Linked DNA regions of Homo sapiens: region 1 is linked to region 2. A link is a loop called in an ENCODE intact Hi-C map of the cell type or tissue named here. Cell type or tissue: heart right ventricle. All regions are shown on one strand. Each heading gives the region's core, and the rest is flanking DNA. Links, peaks and the distances in the headings are about the cores only. Region 1 has its middle 13 kb from the start of SLC14A2-AS1. Region 2 overlaps SLC14A2-AS1 (SLC14A2 antisense RNA 1).

Evidence for each region. Peaks named below come from ENCODE experiments on the same cell type or tissue, not always from the same donor. Only the 100,000 strongest peaks of a DNase experiment are listed, where the experiment ranks them.
Region 1: it touches region 2 in a loop (1.9-fold over the local background); 4 of 110 quality-filtered maps call a loop at or near these places.

The regions. Positions count from the first base shown.
Region 1 is chr18:45,512,481-45,520,816 of GRCh38, forward strand. It overlaps a transcript of SLC14A2 not described here. Among named protein-coding and RNA genes, the nearest start is that of SLC14A2-AS1, 13 kb to the left of the region's middle. In heart right ventricle, for the core only: no CTCF peak of the experiment used is centred there; DNase peaks (open chromatin) are centred at 4,821 and 5,161; H3K27ac peaks cover 4,251 bases.
Region 2 is chr18:45,445,586-45,453,921 of GRCh38, forward strand. It overlaps SLC14A2-AS1 (SLC14A2 antisense RNA 1), which reads right to left. Exons shown (of 11, transcript XR_007066352.1): 6 at 1,671-1,755. It also overlaps a transcript of SLC14A2 not described here. Among named protein-coding and RNA genes, the nearest start is that of SLC14A2-AS1, 54 kb to the right of the region's middle. In heart right ventricle, for the core only: no CTCF peak of the experiment used is centred there; a DNase peak (open chromatin) is centred at 4,406; H3K27ac peaks cover 2,644 bases.

The DNA of each region.
Region 1 (8,336 bases), core at 158-8,157, 67 kb after region 2:
ATGCCTTTCCATCATTTTGGCAGGTAACTCCCTGCTTTCCTGGTCAGCCCTTGCTTACTGGAACCCCTTCATCCAGTGCCACAGAGAAAGTGCAATTTCCCTCCTGCACTGCTGCTCATTACCAAGAAAAATGACAGCTTGATGGTCTTCCAGCAAGAGAGAACAATCTATTTCATTTGGAAGTTTGGTAATTGATTAGGGCAATAGATTTTCTTCACGGCAGCCTCCCCGGGAGAGTCTGGTGAGGGCACAAGATTTACATACATCAGACTCATTCTGCCTGCAAAATCTGTCTTAGAGGATGAGATCACAAGGCCATTACTGGATTGGGGGGAGCTGGAAGGGTGGGAAGGCAGAGCGGAATTCCCAGACATCATTTCTCAGCAACCAGTACCGTGGCTAGTTCAGAATGTTTTCAAGTACTTTCTGTCAGTAACTTGCAGGTAAATCCAAGGTTCTGTCTACTCAGGGTGTGATCAAGCAAGTGATTCTTTGGGAGTCTCTGTTGACCAAGCTTCTGAATAGATGGGCCCCAGAAACTTACTATTAGCCTATGTCACCACCAACAATGGCTACCCTATTCTGTGGCTGCACCACAGCCTCAGTGAAGCAGTATCCTGAGAGTTCATATCATGGGGTTACCTTGAAGGTCATCAGGGCCAGCTTTTAGCAAACACTTGTTCTCTACTCAGACTTCTTCTGGAGCATATCTTCATCTTATATACCACCCTCTCCCCAGATTTTACTTCTAACTGTTTCTGTGTGCCTCTGGATCAAAATCTGCTGTACAAAATCTTTCAAACCTGTCATTTACCTTATGTGAGTATAAATCATGATGTTCCCTTTCTCAGAGAAACATTCATTTTAAGCCTTATCGCCCAATATGTGATAAAGAAATTTCCAGCATCGTTGTATTGATGAGAAGTTAGAGGGAATGTATACCAAGAACAAAGCATATTTTTTAATGCTACTTACATTGGAATGATACTACACACTCCATTGTGTAATGGCACTTCATTTCTTTGGCCACAACACCACCTTCTAAATTAGTTGAGGCCAATAGGACTGTAATCAGAAGTTGACTATGATACATAGAAGTTCGAATGTAGCCCCAAATGTAAAGGTTGAAGGGTAAGAGTGTTTAGATTTTATCCATATATACATAAAGAATTTGTGGATGAACTGTGCCTCTATTGCCTGGCTCCAGATGTCCCAGCATTCTCAATAAGAGTTAGGGCTGTGGTCCCACAAATAGTTGGGACACAAAGACATATCTCTGGGGTGACCTGAGGATATGAGATACTCTGTTTCATTCTTACTGTACCGACTCAGACCCATAGTGGAGGAAGTTTCTCTCTTGATCAGCCAAAAATGGACCCAGTTTCCACAGGGACCCCACAGACTAAGGAAACATCTCCACCTCCTTCTCCACCCAACACACAGAGTGCTCTGCCTGGAATAGTGAAAAATTCTGCCATTCATGTTAATTTTCAGGTAGAGATCCTACCCTTTCTAACTTACAGTTGCTAGTTTCATCTCTGGAACTAAAAAGTTGGTCCTAATCAAACTAATAGAATCAGCCAGCAGATGGAAAAAAACATTTTTTCCAAGGATGATATCATGGAAGTTGTATTAGGCCATTCTTACACTGCTATAAAGACATGCCTGAGACTGGGTAATTTACAAGGAAAAGAGGTTTAATCAGCTCATGGTTCTGCAGGCCGTACAGGCTTCTGCTTCTGGGGAGGCCTCAGGAAACTTACAATCATAGTGGAAAGTGAAGGAGAAGCAGGCACATCTTCACATGACTGACGGGAGAGAGATAGCATGCAAAGGGGAAGATGCTACACACTTTCAAACAACCAGATCTTGTGAAAACTCCACCATGAGACAACACTACAGGAAAGGTGCTAAACTATTAGAAACCACCCCCATGATCTAATCACCTCCCACAAGGCCCCAACTCCAACATTGGGAATTATAATTCAGTATGAGATTTGGGTGGGGACATAGAGCCAAACCATATCAGAGCTAGAAAATCACTTAAAACTGGCCTTGTAGATGAACTTGATGTATTAGAAAACTCTGTGGATCTATTAGAAAATGCTGTGGATGCCTACATTAGGTGAGCATCCTAACGTAGACCTGACCTATATTCCTTGGTAAGCATAGGGTAATATTAAGAGGCATACCTAGCAATCAGCAAACTTTGTTGAGCATCTATGATGTGCAAGCTTTCATGCTATGAAGGATACAAAGATGAGTAAAGCCCAACTTATACCCTCGAAACGTAGATGGGGAAACACCCATGTAGTAACTACCACAAACTCACTTTTGCTTATACTGCACTGGGTGGCTATTAATATATCCATTAATATCCATAGAAATGTTAATTGAAATATTAATAAATTGATTTATTTCTACCTATCATGGCTATATTCTTTCCCCTGTTCCACATTTTGTCAAATAGAAATGCAAGTACCAAGTTCAATGATTCTCTTGAAACATAATAAGAAAATAAGAACCCCATGAAGCATCCTGACAGCACTGACTTTTCCTAGAATAGGTGGAGGAGAACATGCTGACTGAGCAGACTTAGCATACCACTCACACACATGTTAAAGAGGCCTGCAGTATGTACCTGGCATGACAACAGTGTCTGACACTAAGTAGTTTGTGGATAAATATTTGTTCAAATGAATGATTAAAAATGGAAGACTTCAAGTGTTTGTAATACAACTATGAAATCTGGATATTATGGTTTTAAAGTAACTGCTTTGTCATATTGACTGTAGCCTCACTGAGCTAAAATGAATTTTAAGGAGCAATGATTATAGAGAGTGTAGACAGTGTCAATTTGGCATCAAAAACATGGGTTTTAAGCTTGATTAATACTAACTAGCTGGGTTGGCCTTGGGCAGGTCTTTTAATCTTTCTGAGCTTCCATTTTCTCATTAAGTAGACTGCGAAATGGAGCACAAAGGAATCAACAGAACCAGTGGGGGTTAAGTTCGGATTGGGGGCACCAGGAGACACAATGCTCTGAGAAAGAAGAGATCAGCACGTGGGCTGCTGTGAGCATAGAAAGCTTCACATGGGGATGAAACTTGAGCCTTGAAAGGTGAGCAGGATCTAGAAAAGAAGAGGAGGTCCCACTCTGCAGTCAGGAAGGGAAGAAAAAAAGCACGCATAGCCCAGCCAACACTCGGGCAACCTGTGCAACTCATCCCTGTGGATGTAGACACATTGGGCCCGGGAGAGCAGGCCTGGGCAAAGGAACGAATTGGTGCAATCATTGGGTTTGTACTTCAGAAAACCATGCATCACAAGAAACAGAACCAGAGAAAGAAGGATTCAGACAAGCTGTTCTTGTAAATGAAGCAGGGCCTGCTTTGCATGCCTGCATGCCCTCCTTGAAGTTATCCATGGAACATAGCTTCAAATACCCAAGCCATTGTGGTAACTATAGGAATTACTAACTGTAAGAACTCAAGTTGATAGTGTGAAGTTTTAGTATTAATAACTATTTGAGTTAATCATTAATATTTGTACCTAAATTTCTTTTCTGAAATTCTCCATACAAAACTTAATCTTTGAACTTTTAACTGGAGAGGAGCTCTGCTATACCAAGCATAAGGCTGTGTTGATGCTGAGGTCAGAAAGAAGAAAATATAAACTCTCCATGATGTATTGAATATATAGTTTTTCCTTTATTTCCTTTCTCTCCCCCCTCACTACTGTTTCCCTTCCTTCCTCCCTTCCATTCTTTCCTCCCTCCCTTCTTCCTTTCCTTCCTTTCTCTTTCTTTCAGCCAAAAGTTAATGTCATAGAATGGAAAGGTCACTTAGGTAACAGTTTGAAGACCTTGGTCCCCCTCCCAAATTTGCCGCTAAAATAAGTGTGTGAACCTGGCCAAGTCACTCTATTTCTCTGGCCTTCAGCTTTCTCATTTGTAAAAGGAAGGTCCTAGACAGATCTGTGATTTTTCAAGTGCTGCCCCAGGGACGAGAGTGGGAGAGAAAGATAAGAGATGGGCTTTCTGAATCTCTGTACACTCCTCAACCCAAAGAAGCAAACTTCTTACCTTTTATATGCAGGGGAGGAGATTCCATAATCATTCATTTGAAAAGAACACAGGGTTCTTTTTGCTGCTTAATAGGAAAAAAATTAGAAACCCACTGGCCTAGTTGATCTGGGCAGCACTTTCCCACTCCAGCATTGTAGGTTTCTCCTGTTCATTGATTTCTGCCACGTGAAAGACATTGTATCTGATGCTATAAGTAAAGATGGGAGAAGTACAAGCATTGGCTCCAAGGAGCTCACTCAGCTTCAAGATTAACCAGTGGGGGTTAAGTTAGTGTTGGGGGCACCAGGAGACACACTGCTCTGTGAAGAAATAGATCAGAATGGGCTGCTGTGAGCAGAGAAAGCTTCACATGGGAGTGGAACTTGAGCCTTGAAAGGTGAACAGTATCTGGAAGAGAAGAGAAAGCACTGTGCAGACAGAGAGAGCTATTTCTTCTCTCTCCAGGCTCTCACTGTGTGCTGTCTGTGAACTGGGCACAAGGACACAGAGGTGAATGAGACTGGCAGGGTCCCTGCTCTCCTGGAGCACAGTTCGGTGAGATGTGCACAACTCACCGAAGGACACAGAGGGCTCAGGGCCCACCTCCATCTTGTGGGCTTCATGATGAAGACAGAGCTTTTCCCACAGATTCATCTGCCTCTGGTTAGCTTAGGGAAGGCTGCCTGAGTCAGCAGCAGGGCAGACTAATAACCTCCCGAAGTAACTTCTCATGAGACGCGGCCCTGGCTGATTGAGTTTGGCAGGAATTCCGAGACATTCCAATATCTGCACAAAGGGCAGACCCTCGCCCCAGCCAGGCTGACCTCAGCCTCCCCCCTCCCAATAGATAATTACGCCTCTAGGTCTCCAAAGCAAGCCCTGTTGTGGGTAACCCTTGGAAGTGACATGCTGTTTTCTGATGGGAATTAAAAGGTCTAGAGTGGCCAAAAGGCTTCTCAGCAGGAGGGTTTGTTATTCTTTTAATTGTGGCATTAAACCTCAGGCTGGAATTGCATCAACATTCATGCTGCTATCCAGCTTGCCGAATTTGCTTCTTTTGACAGACTTTATCATGGCCAGGTCCAGTCTCACCCGGCGGTGAAGGCGGCCACCAATGCTTGGCTGGAAGTTGTAAATCTTGGAACTCGAGGAACTCCCTACCCTGACCCTCCCTCCAGGACTTTCTGTCCTTTTGGCTGATGCCTGGAATTCTACCTTTGGGACTTCAGGGCATTCCACTGAAAACTTTAATCTCTCTTTCCCTGGGAGAAAATATTAGCTTAAGTTCATAGGGGTACAAAAAATAGAAGTTCACTGGTTATAGAGAACAATTAGAAAACAAACAGCTTGCTCAAGGGGGCAAGGGATATAAGAATAAGGTGCTTATTGTAACTGCTGTAGAAGATTGTTGAACTGGAATTTACAAATCAATGCCATATCTTAACTTTGACATCTTAAATTAGATATCTTAACTCCATAATAATAATAATAACTAATAATTAACACAACATCTAGATTCAGTCTGTTTCCTACTTCATTTTATGGAATGGAATAGGATATATATTTCCCAATTGCAATCCTATTCTGTAAAAGAACTGTTACCTAACAAAGCCTACATCACACAGTTCCGGGTTGCTCCAAGGCCTCTGAAACATCTTTGAGATTGTCCATCTCATTTCACAGCTGATGCAAACAGAGTCCCTGTTCCCCAAGTGAGACACACTTCACCTTTCATACCATTAAATACTATGATTTTTGAATGACTAATGATCCTCTTTAAAAATTACACATCCATTGTTTACATGTACCCAGTGTCAAACTCCATCTAACTCCCCTATGATAGCATTTGTCTTCATTCATTCATTCATTCATTCATTCATTCAGCCTATTTACCAACTGTCAAGTACAGCATAGACACTGGTGGAAAGCAAAGGTCCCAAACCAAGTTCACAGTCCAGAGGTGAAATAGACATTAGTAAGTAAAACAGCCCTGTAACTGTTGGAGCTGAGTCATGTCAGAGAGAACCCAGAGGAAGAGACTTGTTAACTTGCCTGGGGTCGCTGGAAAAGCTTTACAGAGGAGTGGCTCAAACTGCTGGTGTCTGGACTTGGCCACTGATAGTCAGGGATAAAGACCAGAGTTGGCCCTTCCTCTGTGTTTTCAGAAAAAGACGGATAATCTAGGTGACTAAAATTGAATTTTTTTTCTAATTCTTTTCTTAGAAAAAAAGAGCAGGAGGACCTCAGGTTTTCTGATACCTCTTCAACAGAGGGCCACCTTAGCTCCTTCTCCCTGGAGAGCAAAGGCCAGGGCAAGCAAGCTGTTTTGCACAGGTGTCAGGGAAAACGAGATGTGTCCACTGTGATTCTGGTTAAGCTGAGAGCCCCAGCTGGCAAGGGGCCAGCCTGGTGGCATGCAAGTAATATAATACACAATCTAAATGCAAGCATTTGTGGCCTGTTTGGGGAATCAATTAACAATAAGCATATACATCCATTTACAAAATAGCAGTGTGCTAGAGTATACCCACACTGTAATTGGAAACTAAAATAATACCAGGAGGAATAATCATTTTAAAAAATCCTCCAAAAAGCCAAGAGTAATACTAAGAAAATAAAATAAAAAATGTCGTCCATCTGCAGAGTTATATCCTTAGGGAAGCACTGCAGAGCGCACTAACAAGCAACTGAATCCATGTATAAATGAACAGAAACCCATGAAGGCAACAGAAGGCAAGGTGGGGTGTGGAAGGAAAAAAATATCCCTGGTAGATTAGCTACCCCTGAATCAAGCAGAGTTCCATTTGATTGCTTCTTGTAGGAGATGGAATGCTCCAAGGCCAGGCATGACCCTCAGGGGAAATTATTCTTTATCTGCCCATTCACAGAGTCTCCAGTGTTGGTTTTGAACTTGGATCCTCCTTTCCCACTTCAGCACCCCCATGCCCATGCGTGAGCATGAGCACACACACATACACCTCACTCACTCACCCCTGGGGGAATCCCAGACACATAATTTACTGTTAGCTGCTAGCTGAGGAAGATTCCCTGCCAGAGAACTAATTGGAAAAAGGGGGCAGAGTAAGCACGAAGAAGGAGGAGAGAGCTCATATAAACCCCAACTTGTGCACTTGGCAATCAAAAAGGGGCTAAGCCAAAGATCTCCTGTCTGATAATTTTAAGAAATTAAGCTAAAGGCTCAGAGAAATTCCACCCGTGCTGTTACTCCGGGATCTGCTCATCCCCTGGAGCCTGTGGTTTAGCAGCCCTTTGTGAGATCGCTCTGGGTTCTACACTAAGGGGAGGTCTCTGAAGGAAACCAGAATCAGATGGGACTCCTACACTAGGAATTAACAGGCTGGTGCCACCAACTACCTGGCAGTGGTATCAGGCTACTCTGGGTGTTAGCAGGCCCTTGCATACATGGATGGGAGCTAGCAGCTACTGCCACTTTCACACACCAGAAATCACAGCTGTGGTGTGCTTAGATCTCTTTGGGCCAATGGGCATGTCTTGTACGTACCATTTGGTTGAAGTACGTAGAGGGTGGAAACCATATTTGGTATGTCTTTAGAAAGTTAAAAAGATGCTTTAGCCATATTCTTGGAATGAGTCATTCAACCATGTTGGACTCAGTACCTAGCACTATTCCCTGCTTCAGTGCAGAGAATCAAGATGTGGTTTTTGCAGAAGCAGAGCCCATCATCAAATAGATATTGAGTCCCTAACAGGTATAAAGCCTCAACTAAAATCTCAAAAATTCCTTTCAGGAATATGAGTGTGCTACATGTGACTGTTGGCAGATCACCTGATGGAGACTTAGGATAATGGGTGGTGCAGGCTGCGAGTCCATGGGCATGCCTTAAACACACCCTTACCTTATGTCCCCCTGTCCCTGACCCAGTGCCCGCAACTGGGCTTTTACATGGTACTAAGCACTAAATAAATACCTTTTGAATGATGGACTAAATGCATTTAAAGTTGCATTTATTTCTGTTCTTTTTGATTAAAATGTATGGAATAAACTTTGCATGTCAAATGAGCTAGATCTTTATAGAGAAGTGTTTTTCTGGGCGTTTCCATCCTAAGGAGGTATGGCCCATGAGACAAGAAGCAACATGGTGTCCTGGAAAGAGCATGAAATTTCAGCATCAGAAAATGTGGGTTCTCACACATCTAGCTGTGTGACCTAGGGCAGTTACCTCAACCTCTGGGAACATCTATTTCTTCCTCTCTAGACCAGAGAGAACAATCTATCTAATTTGTGGGT
Region 2 (8,336 bases), core at 82-8,081:
ACAAGAATAATAAGAATACCAACCTAGCTCATAGGAATGATTGAAAGATTGAATGAGTAATATGTGCAAACATTAATTGAAGTTAGTGGCCCAACAAGCTACAGATTAGGTTAGATGAGAATAGAGTTGGCCCTATGCAGATATCACAGATGGAGTAGGCAGTTGCCTTTATGGCATGATATCAAGAGGCAGATGAGGCCCTTCCCTCCCAAATATTATCCCACTAACCTGTAGTGTGCCTAAAATTCCTACTCTTAGAATTCTCTTTGAGCTAAAGAAAATGCCTAGAGAAGCCACATTAGTAACACGTGGAAAGGAACACTTTCAGGAAAGTGGTTCTTTTGGGAAATAACCACTGATTATTCTACCTTCAGAAGGCAGAGCAGTAAGCAAAGACATTAAAGCCTTGGCTTTGGAGTCACTGGGTTCTAACTTAGGCTATATAATTTTCTCCAAAATCTTAGTGTTCTCCATTATAAAGGATTAATGATATTTACCTCTTGCTGTCACCATGGGGATAATATGAGATAATGTAAGTGAAACCCCTGGCACACAGGGTTCACGCTCAGTTAAAGAGTGTGATTATTGTTAATATAATTGTTCTCTCATTGAATATGTTCAGAAGATCATTGTTATGGATAGAATGTTTGTGCCCTCCTCATTCATATGTTGAAGCCCTAACCCCATATATGATGGGTTTTGGATTTGGAGCTCTTGTGAGGTGATTAGGTTAAGATGTGGTCATTAGGGTGGAGCCCCTATGATGGGATTAGTGTCCTTATAAGAAGAGAAAAAGACCAGAGCTCTCTCTTTCCACCACATAAGAACACAGTGAGAAAGTAGCTGTCTGCAAGCCAGGAAGAAAGCCCTCACCAAAGACCCAACAATGCTGGCACCCTTGTCTTAGACTTCCAGCCACCAGAACTGTGAGAGAAACTGTCTTTTGTTTAAGTCATCCAATTGATGATATTTGTTATAGCTGCCCAAGCTGACCAATACAAACATGAAAAGCAGATCTATCTATCAATACTATTTGGAGTAGTATCAGCATTATTGAAATAGCTTCAGCTCCCAAAATGTCCACTTTAAAGGACACAACTCATCTTCTTGCAGCCCTTTCCCCACCTCGCACAGGTCTGTGCAGTATTGACTGGTCCACACTATAGGTGACTACTGAAATGAATAGGGGGTTAGGGAAGACCACTGGAAAGAAGTAGTCCCAAAATGGGGCTCAGCAAGATGAATAGGACAGAATAGGAAATGGGAAGAGAGGTCATTCCTGCTTCCTTGTGACTGTCAGCATTTTCATGAGCCCTCGGCTTCCTATCTCCTTCCCTCTCCCCCTCCCCACCCTGCTTCTCATCCCCACCTCCACTTTGTCCTAAAAGAAGCAGAGGAAGAGAGACTCATTCTCCTCTGGAAACCTGTTTTTGATTCATTGATTTGGTCTCAGCACTTTCTAGTTTGGGATGTTGGGAGGCTGCTTCATGTGCTTGTTCTTTGGCCATAGCTCCTGGTGGGAGGGATGGGGGGTGGGGGTAGTCAGTCACCTCCCCTGGGAGCTGCCCAGACTCAAGGAGGGAGTATCAAGCTAGAAAATGCAAGGGCACACAAATTCTAGCCTTTTGCTGGTTTTAGAAATCATCTTTCTCTTTTGATGACAACCTTACCTGGCTTCTTTGCCCCAAGCTAGCATCAAGGACACCACTCTGTGTGGAGACAGTGACCTCCGGATAACCAGGTATTCCGCTTTCACTTTTCCAAAGTGAAGATGTGAAGCCAGAGAGGAGAGGAGAAACAGACACATACAAAACAATTCAGTGCACTACCATGTTTGGGTTGCTGCAGAGAAAGGGGTTAAATGGGTATTTTCTTCTCATATCTTACTGAGATCACTTTATGACTCCAATCTCAAGGGAAATGAGCAGTTTGCACATTTACTGTTTCCTATCAGTCGACCATCTGTAGGCACCACCTTTCACAAAGAGCTTATACATTAACTGGTCACTTTATCATTGTAATATATTTGAAAAATCAAAAACCAGCTGCTATAAAGCTATAAACTGAGGATTTTATTACATATTGTTTATCATTGCTTTAGTATTTGGAGATTCATAATGCATGGACTTTGAGATCTATCTGTATTGCCAAGGAGGCCGAAGTTTATTTCCCTAATAATATGCAAATGGAGCCTTTATACCAGATAATGAATAATCACTAGATTAAAGCCTGAATTTTCTTTTAGTGGTACTGGCAGTGCAGCCTTTTGCATGCAGTTAATAATTAATTTAAAGAATTACCACTTCAGTGAGCCCTGCTTACATTATTTATTAAGTGTAATTAAAGTATTTATTAGTCAAGTAATAAATGAGGGACAACCCTCTGCACCTTAACAGTGTTGTAAAATAATCACAGACTATGTTTATCTGCAAAACAAGACTGAGTATGGCTCAAGTGTGTTAATAGATTATCCATGATCATTGCTGTGTTATCAGCATACCTCAGCAATGAGTGTATGACTGGCACACCCACCTGCTTCTATTCTAGGCAAAAAGGGTGCCTTGGCTTTTTATTTTTGTTGATTTGTATATGTTGATTTAGAAGCAAAATAAAGGGGATTTCTTGGTTCAAGCTTACATCCCTTCCCAAAATCTACCATGTTGCTTGCAGCTTAAACAGCTAATCCAACATTGTGACCTTAGAATTTCTGAAAGGCTGCTGAAAGCATTGTCAAGAATTAAGATGCCTATATAATTCATTTCTCAAACCATGACAGTTTGTACAATGAAAGAAGGTTAATTAATAATATGTAAACTGGGAGAGCTCTAGGTAAACCAGAAATTAGCATGGACTTTTTCCAGAAGTTATCATGGCCTTTAGATGGGTTGTTTTCAGTAATGAAAACACATGAAATGATTTGAGAAAGAAATGACATGAGAATCAGCTTCTACTAACTGCCACTCCACATGCAGAATTTTAGATAAAACCTAGAGCTCTGCCTTCCCTCAATTTCAAGTCCTGTTGCTCTGCGCAGACTCTTCCCCAAAAAACCTGCCCTTGTCCCTCCATCCAGAAGTGACAGCTCCTCCCTCTAACTCCCACCTCATTGCTTACTCTTCTCTGGGTGCATATCTCACTGGCTTGCAGCATCTTCATTCATGTATTTATTTTTAACTCCACTCCATGAAGAGACTGCAAATTCTTTGAGGAAAGAGACAGACTGTATTTGCAGATTTTTAGATCTTCAAACATTTTTACCCTGGTGCCTTGCTAAAAGTAGGTACCCAGTAAATATTTACTAAATAGATTTATAGTTGGAAAGCACAATCACTTTCCTTTCTGATCAGGAGAGAGAGTAAAATTTCAGTCCAGGATCACTGACCGGAATCTGTAACAGAGCAGATGGGCATGTGGAGCGGACATAAGCAGAGGAAGGTGCAGCCAGCAGGTGGCCATCCCAAAGGGCATTCAGGTCAGCTGTGAGAATCACTCAAGAGTGGGATTTAACTGGCAAATCAATGAGCAAAGCCTCAAAGCCCATTCCAGGCAGGCCAGTGCTTCATCTGCCCTGCAGTATATTGCCTGAGCATCTTTTTTCTTTGAGTCCTTTGTCTGGACAGTTCACCATCCTGTGCTCTTCAGACAAACAAGGATAAAGACTATGAAAGAGCATATAGATTGAGACTTTCCAAAGGTTAGTGGAGGGTGAGGGGCAATTCTGCAAATCCCACTTCTTCACCTATGAGAATCTCACCTATCCCACATTCCACCTCCTCTCTGAAGCCTTCTCCTGACCCCAACTCTGACCATTTCCAAAACACATTGTTCATACCTCTCATTTGGATCCTTGGCATCCTTGGGTTACTCTGCCTCATACACATAAACTTCCTGCGCCCGGGGAAAGACGATGGAGTCTCCTTTTCCTACATCTTCCCCCAGTGCTGGACACCCAGTCAGGCCTCAGCAAGTGCAGAAAGGGAAAATCAGACCTCACCCAGTTTTCCCTGACCCCTTCTTTCTCCTAACTGCCTGCTTGCTTCACTCACTTCCCAGAATCCCATCTGAAGGGTGTTTCCACTTACCAAATGATACCATCATATTAAGAAGAGAAGGAGTTGATGGGGCGTAAAAGTTAAAGGGGCTGAGTGGCATTCAGGAAAACAAACCCCAAGAATCAAACTTAGTTTTAATAGCAGCCAGCACTACTAGGCCCAAAACGTGTGGGCTTATAAACTGAATTGTCTTTGGGCCTTTTTAGAGAGCTGTTTCTAGGCGACCAACAGATTGGTCATAGATCATGTGTGCTCCAGCCTCATGCTGCAGAAGCCTCCTTCTGACCTCTTAATCAAGCTGAGAGCTGGGACACAGAGAAGAGATACACGATCACTTACAGAAACACCCAGCTGGCATCGGTCCCATGAACCATCTGCCTGTCTCACTATGGTCAGACTGTCTGCTAATGCCCGCTTCTTCTATGAACCATTTATATATTTCCCCAGCCTTTTTTAAAAAGTGGAAAACAAATAGCATTATTGGATGTGCTCTGCCTGGCTGCAGCTGTGAATCACAAAACTGGAAATCAGTCCAAGACAGAGTCAGACAGCACATTCTCTGCTTGGTTGCGGAGAGGTCCAAACTGCTGATCTAGCCTCATTTGATCTTTGATATTTTATTTATCTATAAATTTGACATGGCCCTGTTAGGAAACATCTTGCTGGTGTGCATTTTCCCATCCTTTTAGGCTTCTAAAGGGAAGGGGCCTTTGGTTTAGTCTTAACCCAGGGTCAACATTTCTTCTTGGCCTTGTCAGGAGGTAATCACTCTGAAGACAATACAACTTGAGAATTATATACAGCTGGTAGCAGCAGGGATGGGAGAGGGGTTATAGGGGTTTGACATAATTCCCCTTGGCTCTCCACTGCTTACCAGAGTCAGTAATAGATCACAAATACAGATTAGTGAACAGAACCAGATGAACTTAGGGTGGGACCCTTGACCATCATTGTTGTTCCATTCAACTAGAATTAAATGAGTACCACTGCAGGGGATAACATCACGCCCTCTGAATACAGAATGCACAATCCCCATATCTGCAAGGTTACACTCTGACAGTCTATTAATTATCTGATCAACAAGTAAATATTAACTGTAGCCTCTGTGCTTGTCTTAGTTTGAGTTACCCCAGAAGCTGACCCTGAAGATAAAGGATTTGAGTGCAAACCATTCAGTCAAGAATTGCAGGTAACACCAGGAGACAAATGGGGAAGGTAGTATGAGGAGAAAAGGCAGAGAATAAAGGGTCCATCATTTAGCCAGCTGCTACTGTGGGCCATTGGAGCCTTAACTCTTGGGGAAGCTCTGGGAAATGGTGCAAAACACATGGCTCAACCACTTCAAAGGACAAGGGAGCCACGGTGTTTATACACCAGCTCCCAAGAGCCATTGGTTTGAGGACTGCTCCTGAGGAGTAATAATTCCTTGAAGTTTTGGCCTGCCATATATAAAAACAGTAAGCTTTCCACAATTGATGCTGAAGAAAAAGAGCCTTCAAGCACAGAGAGGTCAATATTGGCAGCTGTAAGTTAGTTGAATGGTCCAGTCAACTAACCCTGACCCCTTCAGGGATTTTCAACTGAATGCCCAGTTGAAAATAGGCAGGGCCCTGAAAGAACTTGCTGAAAGCCTGTCCCTAAGAGAGGGGGTTCTCGGGGAGCAAGAAGTTGAAGATACACTTCCTGCATTCTTAATGCGTTCAATTTGGAAGAATAAAAGTATCAGAAAGCAATTCAACAATTAAATGCTAAGTGCCATAGTGAAGACTAAGAAAAATACAAATTCAAAGGAAGGAAAAATAACTATCTGATCCTTGGGAGAGTTCCATGAAAAAGCTTAGAATTAAATTAGAATTTGAAGAATGGGTAGGATTTTGTTTATTTAAAAGAGGGGAAGAAATTTCATTGTATGAAATTTTCTTATTCCCAAAATTGAATATAAAAGCCCAACTTAAAATAAATAAAAAATAATTAAATTGAGGCTAATAAGCTCCCTTTTCTCTTATTCACGTTCACATTACATCTTAGAGACAGTTTATCTATGCCTGCAATTGCACTCCAATAAACCATTTTTCTTTAAATTTCTTGGCATCTCAACTCAATAGTCAAAGATATTTACACCAGATGACTCCTAAATTCCTTTCCTATCTGAGAATTTTAAGAATTATGGTTCAGCAACAAACTATTCAAAAGACCAAGTACATTCTGTTTTGAAAGATCATATTATGGGTTCGGTTAATGATTGCTTCCCAATTTATCTGTTTGCCCTTTCTGCAAGTCAAACCTCAGTTAACCAGAACATGGTTAATCAGAACCTTAGTTAATCACAAAATTGACTGAGATGACAAAAAGCTCAGTAATCAAGACAAATCATCTTTCAATGCAATATTTTTCAAATCAAAAATATGGGGGGTACTCAAGAGTGGGGACAGCTGGGGGGATATCTGGTCACATGTCCCTTTGACAGAGGACACGATGTGTGTGTAAGAGACACTCTCAAGTTCTGATTTGATCCTGGATGAGAGGCAAGACACTGTAGAAGTTTAGCCAAAAGCTTGGACTCAGAGATGCCTGCATTTGAATCCCAGGTCTGCCATTTACTAAACAGGACAGTGCCTATAAAATATGAAACCCAGCACTTGGGGTACTAACAACCCAAAATACAAGGATAATGAAACACCAGTGAATTTTTTTAAAGTGCATTATTGCCAATCATCCAAGAGTGCACATCCCTTTGGTTTCAGTACTTATTACCACTTGACTTTACATACTATGTCCTTCATCCATTGTTTGTGTGTGAGTGAGATGGAATTTAGTATTTCTTACTGGGTACGTGACATTTTAGCCAATATCTACATTTTAGGTTCAGGGGAAACAATGCAACAAAGAAGGACTCTAACATTAGGTGAATGCCATAGAAATTAGGCCTTTAAAAAGTCTGACATTAATTTTATGTGTTTATTATTTTTCTTGTCATTTACATTTCTCTCTCCAACACCATGGACTAGAAAAACGCCATGCACTCACAAAAATGCTTCTTTGTGAGTGTGGCTCCTGGGACAGCCACTCTGTGGAGCTGGCAGTAGGTCACAAGTCAAAGCCATGAGGGGCTAAGACTCTAGCAAGACAAGGGTAAGGTCACACACATAAAAAATAGCTACACGGCAAAGGCTAAGAGCTATGAAGCTTAGCTGAGGTTGAAAGTGGTGTTTGAGGCATTCTTCAGCAGCACCAGAGATCCACAGAGATTAGAACTCAAGTGAAGGGCAATATCTTTCTCCTTTGTAGTGCTCAGGAGTGGCCCACTGAAGCAATTGCTTAGACAGCAGCCTGGCCCAGGGTGACCATATACTTAGTGTTCAACCCCGGACATCTTAGAGAGCAAGATGAGGCACTGTTAATAACTGCCTTGAGACAACTGGTGCAACCAGGAATGTCCCAGTCAAACCAGGACCTAGATCTCCTCTAGCCTTGAGGATATCTTCTGCTTTTTCACTTGGAAATTCAGACCCACCTACTCAGCTTCATTCTGCCTGGGAAGCCCAGCCCTCAAATTCCAAGGTCCCACTAGCTGTCCCCAAAACTCTCACCATTTTTCTTCCCTAGGGATGAATGGCAGGAGGCTCCCCTCTGCCTTTAGCTGTGCCCATTGCTCTCCGGCATCCCCTGGCTGAGAGCAGGAACTAGGGCAAACCAAGTGAGGCAACTCACTCTGGGCACAAAATTGACAGAGGTGACAAAAATCTCAGTAATCAGGACAAATCAGCTTCCAGGGCATTTTTAAAATCAAAAATTAATGTCAAAAATTTATGATAAGCAAAGTATCAAAATGTTTAAATAAAGACAGGATCAGTAGCAGTGCTGTGTTGAGCCAGATTGGAGCCCATAGCAAAAGGAAAAACCAGTAATACAATCCTGTCTTTAACATTTTGGTGTTTCATTTATTATAGATTTTTGCATTAACTTTCATTTTTAAATATTGTATTAAAATATTATTTGTAATTCTTGAGTATTTTTGTGATCCTGTGAACTTTGTGCCTAAGGCTAGTGTCATTCTGCGTAGATAACAATAGCTGCCACTCACTGCATCCACATGAGGTAGGGACTCAAACATGCACATCTTGCATTCACAGTGCCTCCCTTACTGAAACCTGCCCTCTCCCTCAACCAAAATTCCCATAGCAAGTTCCGCTTTCTTTTTTCTTTTCTGTTTTTTTTTTTTTTTTTTTTTTTTTTTTTTGAGACAGAGTCTCACTCTGTCACCCAGGCTGCAGTGCAGTGGCA